Regions from separate parts of the Homo sapiens genome. Here region 2 is linked to region 1. The links are chromatin loops, found by intact Hi-C in ENCODE. Cell type or tissue: B cell. All regions are shown on one strand. Region 1 overlaps CARMIL1 (capping protein regulator and myosin 1 linker 1). Region 2 overlaps CARMIL1 (capping protein regulator and myosin 1 linker 1).

Region 1 (5,000 bases):
CCAAGAGGCAGAGGTTGCAATGAGCCAAGACTGTGCTGCTGTACTCCAACCTGGGTGACAGACTGAGACCCTGTCTCAAAAAAAAAAAAAAAAAAATATATATATATATATATATATATATATGTAAATATATATGTGTACCTATATATGTCTAGAAAAAATTATTTTTAAAAAATTACCAGGTAATGTCAATAATAGCCATATTCCAGAGGCTTAAGAGAAACTTGGCAACAAATTTACTAACATATATTAGCAAAATCAATCATTATAGCACCAAATAATGAGATCTCAAAATAGCACATGTGAAAGGGCAGTGAGCTGCCTAATCACAACTAATTTCAGGAAGAAGTTCATGGTGCATCTAGGAAAGCATTATTATTTTTGCAATACTTCACTTTTGCAATGTTTTAAAATCTGTTTGTTTTTTTAAACTAGGCAATTGCCACCAGAAAAATCTTAAACAGATGATTAGTTCATAATGTATAACAATAGAGTAAAATGCTTCCTAGCACATAGTTCAACACCAGTGGCTAGTCTCACACAGAAAATTTTCCTAGGCAGGAAACTCAGTGTCTCCTGATTCTTCATTCCTAAACTGTATTCTGCTGATATTGCATGCCCTCTTGTAATTATCATGAGTCCTACACATACAGAACAAGACAGACAAAATCTTCATTGCTGCGGCCCACACCAACATTAGCTTGCCTTACCCTGCTTAATTGGCTCTGATCACTGGGCAGAAACAACTCATTGCTTTTTCCTTTTCACATGCTGACTCAAGTATTCCTGGCATCATTAGTCATGTTTCATAGTGTCTAGAATAAAAACAAACTGACATCCAATTCCAGCAATTATTCCATTTTACACTTTGGAGAAAAGAAGTGATCGACACCTTCCAATCTGCCTAAAATCTCAAGCAGCTAACACTTTTGCAAAACAATTTGACTATGCCACATGCCTGTATCCCCAGCTTCTTGGGAGGCTGAGGCAGGAGGATAGCTTGAGTCCAGGAGTTCAAGGGCAGCCTGGGCAACACAGCAAGACCCCCCCAAATCTCAAAAAAGAAAACAATACAATATGACTAAAAGAAGATTTAAAGTTATGCAAAACATATAATAGACAGTGTCATAATTTTTAAACCAATGAGAAGCTGAAAGATTCTTTTGAAGTTTGCTTATAGACTCCAATTAAGAAATAGAAGTCCTCCTCATGTCTTCTCAATTAAAACCATTCCATTTTCTACTGGCAGAGCATCTGTGGATGAGACAAGCACAGTGCCAGGCACTTGGAAATGTTTGGTGAGTACTGAACGTAAAACATGGAAATGTGGGTTTCTCTAGTAGTGGAGGCAGGAAATCCCCATCAGTAAGGAGTAAAAGCTAATTCCCCTTAGGGCAGTCATTCCTACTTTCTTGGTAGTGCCTGTTAAGTAGAGGCCAGGTGTGGTGGCTCATGTCTGTAATCTCAGCACTTTTGGAGGCCGACACAGGAAGATCGCTTGAGGCCATGAATTCAAGACCAGCCTGGGCAACAAAAAGAAGCCTCCCTTTTTTGTTACAAAAAAATTGTAAAAATGTGCTGGGTGTGGTGGTCTGTGCCTATAGTCCCAGCTGCTACACTTTGAGAGGCTGGGGTGAAAGGATTGTTTGAGCCCAGGAGTTGCAGGCTGCAGTGAGCTATGATCATGCCATTGCACTCCAGCCTAGATGACAGAGCAACACCCTGTCTCTTAAAATAAAATAAAATAAAAAAAGGCCAGGTGCGGTGGCTTATGCCTGTAATCCCAGCACTTTGGGAGGCCAAGGCAGGTGGATCACAAGGTCAGGAGTTTGAGACCAGCCTGGCCAACATGGTGAAACCCCGTCTCTACTAAAAATACAGAAAAATTAGCCAGGCATGGTGGCGCCTGCCTGTAATCCCAGCTACTCAGGAGGCTGAGGCAGAATTGCTTGAACCCGGGAGGCGGAGGTTGCAGTGAGCTGAGATCGCTCCACTGCACTCCAGCCTGGGCGACAGAGCGAGACTTCATCTCAAACAAAACAAAACAAAAAAAGTAGAGAAATCCACATCTAAAAGACAAAACATAATAAAACTGTTGTGTGTGCTAAATACCTTCATTTCTATCACCTAATAGTAGCTATTTTAACTAAGGCAGACATCACCAAAAAAAATTAGCCTTTCAATACTCTCCAGCCTTTACTCTACTGTTGTAGAGAGAATAATGATGCCAAATCCAACATAACTTGACATCAAGAAACGCTTCTACATCAAATGAGTTTCAAAACATCCAGAACACCTGCAGACACATTGCAGGTGTAATGCTACAATAGTAACATGGTTCAACAAGGTCTGGAGGCCTCAAACAGTGAGGATTTTTACTTCTACTTGCCTATCTGCTCAAGATCTTTTTCTCTTTTTTTCTTATGAACTGTTTCTCTCATCGTTCTGTTCCTTCCTTTTCTTTCTTCCAACAGATACCCAAAATGACAGAGTCCATTTGCCAACTCACAGCTAGAGGCAAAGAAATCATTACCCACTCGGAAAAGGGGCCCATAGTTGCATCTGGTGATTATTCTCTATTTCATACGATGCTTTCCCTGAGGCCTCAGTCTTCTACTGAAAATATTTTAATTGTAATTATAAAGTCATGACCATCCACATGTATAGCTGGTTTGCTTCAATTAGAAGTCACTGCAACCAAAAAACAAAGCACTTTCAGTTCCTCACACTCATTGTGTTTAATGTTTCCATTGGTTGAATCTCATGAATGGCTCACTGAATTGAAGAAATGCCCCCAAGTAGGAATTCTAAATTCTGCATCTTCAAAAGATGGTCTTCAAAATCACAGAAAGAAAAGCTGCTGAATTGCAGAATATATACTGCTATTGAAAAGGTTATAAATCTTTTAACTTAAAGAAGGGTAGAATTCTTCACTTAGAAAATTCAGAACAACTTATGTTAATGTTTCATTTGTCTTGAACTAGAAACTGTGAGCATAGTGTTCAACAGATTCAGCTATTCACTTATTCATTGACTTTTATATCTCTGCATATGCTCTTCAGCCTATTATCTGGGGAACTATCAAAGAAAAGTTGTGGCCCAAATGCTGGATTTGCCTGTTCCTCAGTTCATAACAAGTATTTCTCAAATGTAGACCTATAACTATAAACACTTTTAACTTTCCTTGAACCAGAGCATTTAAAAATGCATATAGTCTGTACATTAAATGTGTTCTTAGTGAAGTAAAAGGTGACATCATAGAGTGTTATCTAGTCTGTTGTGATTTTTTTTTTTTTTTTTTTGGAGACAGAGTCTCACTCTGTCACCCAGGCTGGAGTGCAATGGTGCGATCTCGGCCTCGCAGGTTCAAACGATTCTCCCGCCTCAGGCTCCTAAGTAGCTGAGATTACAGGCACCGGCCATCATGCCTGGCTAATTTTTGTATTTTTGTGGAGATGGGGTTTCACCATGTTGTTGGCCAGGCTGGTCTTGAACTCCTGACCTCAGGTGATACGCCCACCTCAGCCTCCCAAAGTGCTAGGATTACAGGCATGAGCCACCACAGCCGGCCTCATGATGTCTTGTATTATCTAGTACTATCATGATTTTCACCTATTGCTTGTTACTTTCATGCAAATTCTAATTGACTTTCAAAGTAAAATCAATAAAAATGACCAGTGTTTATATGACATTTACTATGTGCTGGACCTTAGTCTTTGCTTATATTAACTCATTTAACCCTCCTGACAACCCTATGAAGTGGGTACAGTTATTTCTTCAACGTCCTGGGCGGTGTTCGTTTTCATTTTAAAGTTCCTACTCCTAAACCATACTAACAAAGTTCAAGTAGCAAGATATCAGATTACAAACAACAAGCCAGGCATGGTGGCTCAGGCCTGTAATCCCAGCACTTTGGGAGGCTGAGGTAGGTGGATCACTTGAGGTCAGCAGTTTCACCAACATGGTGAAACCCCATCTCTACTAAAAACACAAAAAGTTAGCCAGGTGTGGTGGCAGACACCTGTAATCCCAGCTACCTGGAAGGCTGAGGCAGGAGGATCACTTGAATCTGTGAGGTGGAGGTTGCAGTGAGCCAAGATTGAGCCTCTGCACTCCAGCCTGGGCGACAGAGCAAGATTCCGTCCTCACCACCCACCCCACACACACACAAAGATTATAAACAACAAAATTAATTCCATGTCCTTATATCATACCAAGGTAACTGCTTTGACACTGCAAATAACCAGTGTGATTGGTAAAATAATTAAATGTATTATTAAATGTATTAATTCTTGGGCTATTTGCCCACAGCAAATTTCCAAGGTTAATCCTACCCTTCATTGTGCATGAGGCAAATACACTCGGATGTATCCAGACAGCAAGTTAGCTATGGTTGAGAGAAAGCAAGAACTGCAGGCAAGAACAAGCCCAAAAACAATCTGTAACCTGATTTTGAAAACTAAATATTAATTTCATCACCTTCTTTACCAAATCTTCTAACAAGTAGCAAGTCAGACTGAAGTTTCTCTCTCTTCCTTCCTCTCCATTCTTTGAGGTGCTAATGAGCAGAAAATGAGAGTCTAAGGCTCAGAATAATCTACAGACTGGAATAATGAGTCTTGGAAAAATTCAAGAGCTGAAAGTGAAGCCTTACTAATTTGCACCATGAAAGAGGCCATTTTTTATGTTAGTGCTGACTGATCCAAATCCAAAATAAAAATACCACCAAATCAATATATAACTCTAGAAAACATGTATTCAAAAGTTTGTCATGATCAAAGCGAACACTGTGATTTATTTGGTATCTATTTATCCCAAAAAAGCTACTACTATTTATCTCTTCTGTTTATCTATGTGAAAATAAATTCCAAATGACTATAACAGGGCATGGTCCATAGTAAGTGCTCAATAAATGTTTACTAAATGAAATGCATGAACGAATCATTAGGCCCCTCAGCATTCTCACTTATCTACTCTGTCTCCAGTCCTCACTCCCTGAA
Region 2 (5,000 bases), 82 kb before region 1:
GAAAACGGTTCATTCTGATTGGCCAAAAGCAAAAAGAAAATATACAATTGCCCCTTTAAAGGCACTCTGTTGTGTGCTATTAACAGTACTTTCTGGCCCCTCCATAATTTAAAAAAAAAAAAAATCCTGGATTGAACCTGCTTTTCATGAAAATTATAGTATTCACCACATCTTATTTCTCATTCCATGCAATTGTGAATGCAAAACTGATTACACTAATTATTAAGTTTAAAGGTTACAATTGCTAGTGCTACATTTTGGCAAAAATTAAAACCACTGTTTTAGTTATGTTTAACTTCAAATAATGTACTAAGTGCTATGATTATGAAACTGTCAACCCTCCTCACTTAGCAGTAAAATCTTTATTCTACTAGGTTCTAACTCTTATGCTCTTAACAGTAGGCTTAGGTAGTGACTACTAAACCACTAGATAAAGACTATGCAAGTGTTAACCTGAAAAGGGAGAAAAAATGACTAAAACTGATCAAAGCAAAGCAGTAAAGTCATATGAAATATGTTATCACTATGACCACCAGTAACGATAATAATTAAACCTACATATACCATCTACAGAGTAAAAGGCACTTTGCCAAGTACTTTAAATATATTAATTCATTTACCCTAGCAATTTTAATTCTATAAAATAGGCATTATTATTATCCCCATTTTAAGAGTGAAGAGAATGAGGCACAGAAAGCGTAAACAACTTGTGCAAGGCCAGGAGACATCTGGCTCAAGGATCCATGCTCTTAAAAACTATACTATGTACTCTCAAAAATATCAAGTGACACCGTTATCAAGAGATGTTACCAAATTCTTAGCCTTCATGATGATGGCAATTATAGGGATATTTTTTTCCCAGAAGGAAAAACATTGCTGTATATGTGATCAGCCCAATTAAAAAAAAAAAAAACTATGAATTAATTAGAAGAGCAAATGGCACAGAGTTTTAAAGCAACATATTTATATATTCAGGAAAATACTCACGTTCTAAGTCCAGCATTTTCCAACACCAATTCTTCCAGTCGATTGGACCTACTCACCACCCTCAAGATCTGTTCACAGACATCAGTGGACTGTAACAGAAAACATTCTTTGACTATTCCATAACTCTAAAGAAGAAAAACTTTATTGTTATAAATCTATGCAATGCAAAGTTTTAATTAAGTAAAACATTCACTCATTCAATAAACCTTGAATGAGCATCTACTACTACGCACCATCGTGATGAAGATCCTGGAAATACAATGATATAAAGGAGAAAGTCCCGGCCTTCAAGAGTGTGCCATCCAGCAGGGGAAACAGACAAGAAGAATGCTATGGTCAGAGTTTGTGTCCCCCGACCTCCCAAAATTCACAGTTAAAAACCTAATTTCCCCACTGTGATAGCATTAGCAATTAGGTGCCTTTGGGAACTGACTAGGTCATGATGGTGGGGCCCTCATGAAGGAATTAGTGCTTTCGTAAAAGAGGCCCCAGAGAGCTATCTTGCCCCTTCCACTTAGTAAAGACACAGCTAAAAGGCACCACCTGTGAACAAGAAACTGTGCCCTCACCAGACACCAAGTCTGCTGGAGCCTTGATCTTGGACTTCTCTGCCTCAAGAACTGGAAAATAAACCTGTTATTTATAAGCTACCCAATCTATGGCACTTTGTTATAGCAGCCTGAATGAAATGATAAAAATATACAATTATGATAAAATAATAAAAAGACCATTTTGGTAGTGCTATGCATACATATAGGTGCACCTAATCCAGGCTCATGAAACTTAGAGGACTTCCCAAAGAAAGTGACATTCAAAATGGAGAGCTGAAGACTAAGTGTTAGTGATTATGATAATGATGTTGAAAATATCTTTGCAGAGTTCTCACCATGTGCCAGGCACTGAGTTAAGCCCTCTATGTGTATTTCATTATAAAACCATTAAAGATTATTATTCCATTTTCATAGATAAGAAAATTAAGGTTTAAAGATGTCATAAACTTAATAGGAAGGCTAAATAAGTACTTGATGAACACTAACTGGTATTAGGATGTTCCTACTGGAGCATAAATAGGATAAAGTGGGAAACAACCTAATAATAGGAAAAAGCTTAATAAATAATTGTCTCATGTTAATAAACATGTCTCATGTAATAAAAAATGTCAAAAAAACCATTATGTAGTTATATAACTATTATGCATATATGTTAAACAAGATTACAACAATTAAAATGAGTAACTTATAACAAAATTTTCAGGGGACAGTGAAAAATGAAGAGTTGTGCCCTGGTGGTAGAATTGGGCATTTTTTTCTTTATTAATGTTTTTATATTTATAACCTGCTTCATTCCAAAACTAATTTAAAGTGGTTCTTGACCTTAATATTACTTATACATTAAAAAGTCATTTTGGCTTGTGCCTGTAATCCCAGAACTTTGGGAAACTGAGGAAGGCAGATTACTTGAGCTCAAGAGTTCAAGACCAGCCTTGGGAACATGGTGAAATTCCATGTCTACAAAATATACAAAAAGTAGTGGGGTGGGGTCCCAGACTGCGCACGCCTGCAGTCCCAGCTACTCAGGAGGGTAAGGTGGGAGGATCACTTGAGCCCAGGATGTCGAGGCTGCATTGAACCGTCATCGCACCACTGCATCCCAGCCTGGGCCACAGAGTGAGACCCCGTTTCACACATGCAAACACACACATACACATACACACACACACACACAAAGTGATTTTAAAATTCTCCTTGCAACCTAGGCTGTATTAAATACTTCATGATATTTAGAAAAAAGAGTGAGAGAAAGAAGGCATGTTCTATGTGCCACAGCATATAATATCAAAGCACTTTCTTTTCTTAAAATAGCACATAAAAATATTACAGTACTTTGACTTATCAGATCACAAATACCCAACTGGATTAACCATAATTGGAACACAGTCTGAATGTGGCACAAGTTCTCTAGCCAAGTATTTTTAAGAAAACCTAACTTGGATACACCCCAAGTACCACAGCATGTAAGGCTCTCATAATTCTTATTTGCTGTTTGATTCCATTCTGTCTATAATGCCACTTTTACACTATTGCTGGGTTTCTAATGTGTCCCACTGATTTAGGAGGAAAGAGAAAAATTAATTCCAATTGACCTGATGCCTACAATTTACATTATGCTGACAGTGATGATATTCAAAATGGTGACACCCTTATCAGTATAATTCTTTATCTCACAATGTACATACAAAGGAATTGGTCTTATTCTGTGTTGTCATGATAAAAAGTGATTACTTAGATAATGTTTTTGCAGCGATTATCCTAATAACCAGAAATAATTCTTGGGATCATTACCATTTCTGGGCTACCTTGCAGTGCACCCGGAAAAGTAATTTACCATAATGCTTTGAAGATTTATAGCTCATTGGGGTATAAATACTGTAATACAAATTTATTAAGGAAAATGTATGAAAGTGTCTCCAACTTTTCTTTAAAATGCCAGTAGGGGAGACGTGTAACAAATCATTCATGATTAAATTAATTCTACTAATTTTTATTGAGTGCCAAGTACATTAAAAGCATCATTTTCTACAGGGATGAATATAAGGAAATGAAACTTTTAAAGGGAGACACACTCAAACCTAGCTACTAAGTATAATGTGATAATTCCAACAGTGTTATCCAAATGTCTACAGCATGTGCAGCACTACGTGCATCAGTTTAGGAAATTTTTTAAAAACTGGATACAGTGGCTCTCCAGGAGCTTGCACTCAGTTAAAAATGGAATGTAAACAACAAAAACTAGAATCACTATAGAGTAATAAATGAACTATTGCAAAGTAAAATAATTTTTAAAAAATGGAACTTTAGAACTGAAAGAAACCGTATACATTATCTGGTGCCAGCATGTCATTCCCTAAAGACTAAAAAAAGATGCTCACCAATTTGCCTGAATTGCAAAACAGAAGAAGCTGAGCAAGACCCCAATTCTGCTGTTTTTTTTAATGAATCAAGAATGTTGGCCAAAAACATGGTCCTAATTGCATATTCGGTACCATTTTTTTTTTTAAAAATCCTTGACTCAAATTAGAAATAGTGATTGCTAATTTGCTTCATAAGATCAACATAAAGTCATATTTTTCCTGTGGCACCTTAGCACAGGAGGCTTTTATTGGACTAGGAACAATCTTAACCCAGAGAGCTCATATAACTTGAGAAGCAGCCACTTATTTTTGCCCTTGCACTTCATGTTTACAAAATCCAAAGATGTGCTTCTTCACATTGTCCTTTTCTTTGAATAAACCCAATGTTAGACAGTGCTCTGAGACTGCCCACTTCAGTACCAATCAAAAGGGGAAGTATCATTTCTTTTTAACTTTGGGTAAAAAACATCAAGAATTTAGTATTCTTTTTGAAGACCTGTAGAGTAATATCCACAAAGATCACTTCATTTTAAAATACCAAATATTAAAAATATATGCAAACTGTATTTTTGTGTTTAAATCTCAGTTAACAGAAAAGTGGCATAAGCAGCCCTCACATCCTGTCACTCCACTTCCTTCCATCCCAGGACACCCAAGAAAGCATACTAGCACTTACATGGTTTGTTTTGCCAGGACTGAAATGATTAGGTACATATTTTATGTCCTAAACATCTAAGGCAGCTGAAAGGAGATGATACCTGGGAGGAATAATGACAGAATGGCAGCAGCAATTGCCTGGACACCTTCCTGTAATTGCAGGTTGGGACACTCTCCAAAAGTGAGATATCCACAACCTTCTTGAAACCCTCTTGAGGCCCCATTTTGAAATTCACAAGCTTATGTAAATGTTTGAATGAGCCAGAAAAACTGACATGGTAGCAAACCATTGTTCTCTCTGTTCCCACAATCCCTGGACTAATCTCCTTCTCATTCCTCCAGTGGCTCCTCTTTCCCACCTGTACTCTTTGCTGGCTCAGTCCTGGAAATGGTCCCATCCCAGCAAGCAGCAAACAAGGGACTTCTATTCTTAGGTCTCCCATAA

Evidence for each region. Peaks named below come from ENCODE experiments on the same cell type or tissue, not always from the same donor. Only the 100,000 strongest peaks of a DNase experiment are listed, where the experiment ranks them.
Region 2: a loop joins it to region 1, with 2.1 times the contacts of the local background. A loop is called at or near these places in 4 of 110 quality-filtered maps.

What each region holds. Positions count from the first base shown.
Region 1 is chr6:25,385,417-25,390,416 of GRCh38, reverse strand. The region is part of intron 2 of CARMIL1 (capping protein regulator and myosin 1 linker 1); the gene reads right to left. The region is part of intron 1 of LOC124901281 (a long non-coding RNA gene); the gene reads left to right. Among named protein-coding and RNA genes, the nearest start is that of CARMIL1, 110 kb to the right of the region's middle. In B cell, no CTCF peak of the experiment used is centred here; a DNase peak (open chromatin) is centred at 2,706; H3K4me3 peaks cover 1,140 bases; H3K27ac peaks cover 1,434 bases.
Region 2 is chr6:25,467,245-25,472,244 of GRCh38, reverse strand. CARMIL1 (capping protein regulator and myosin 1 linker 1) reads right to left here. Exons shown (of 37, transcript NM_017640.6): 10 at 988-1,076. Among named protein-coding and RNA genes, the nearest start is that of SCGN, 180 kb to the left of the region's middle. In B cell, CTCF peaks have their summits at 2,015 and 2,219; no DNase peak of the experiment used is centred here.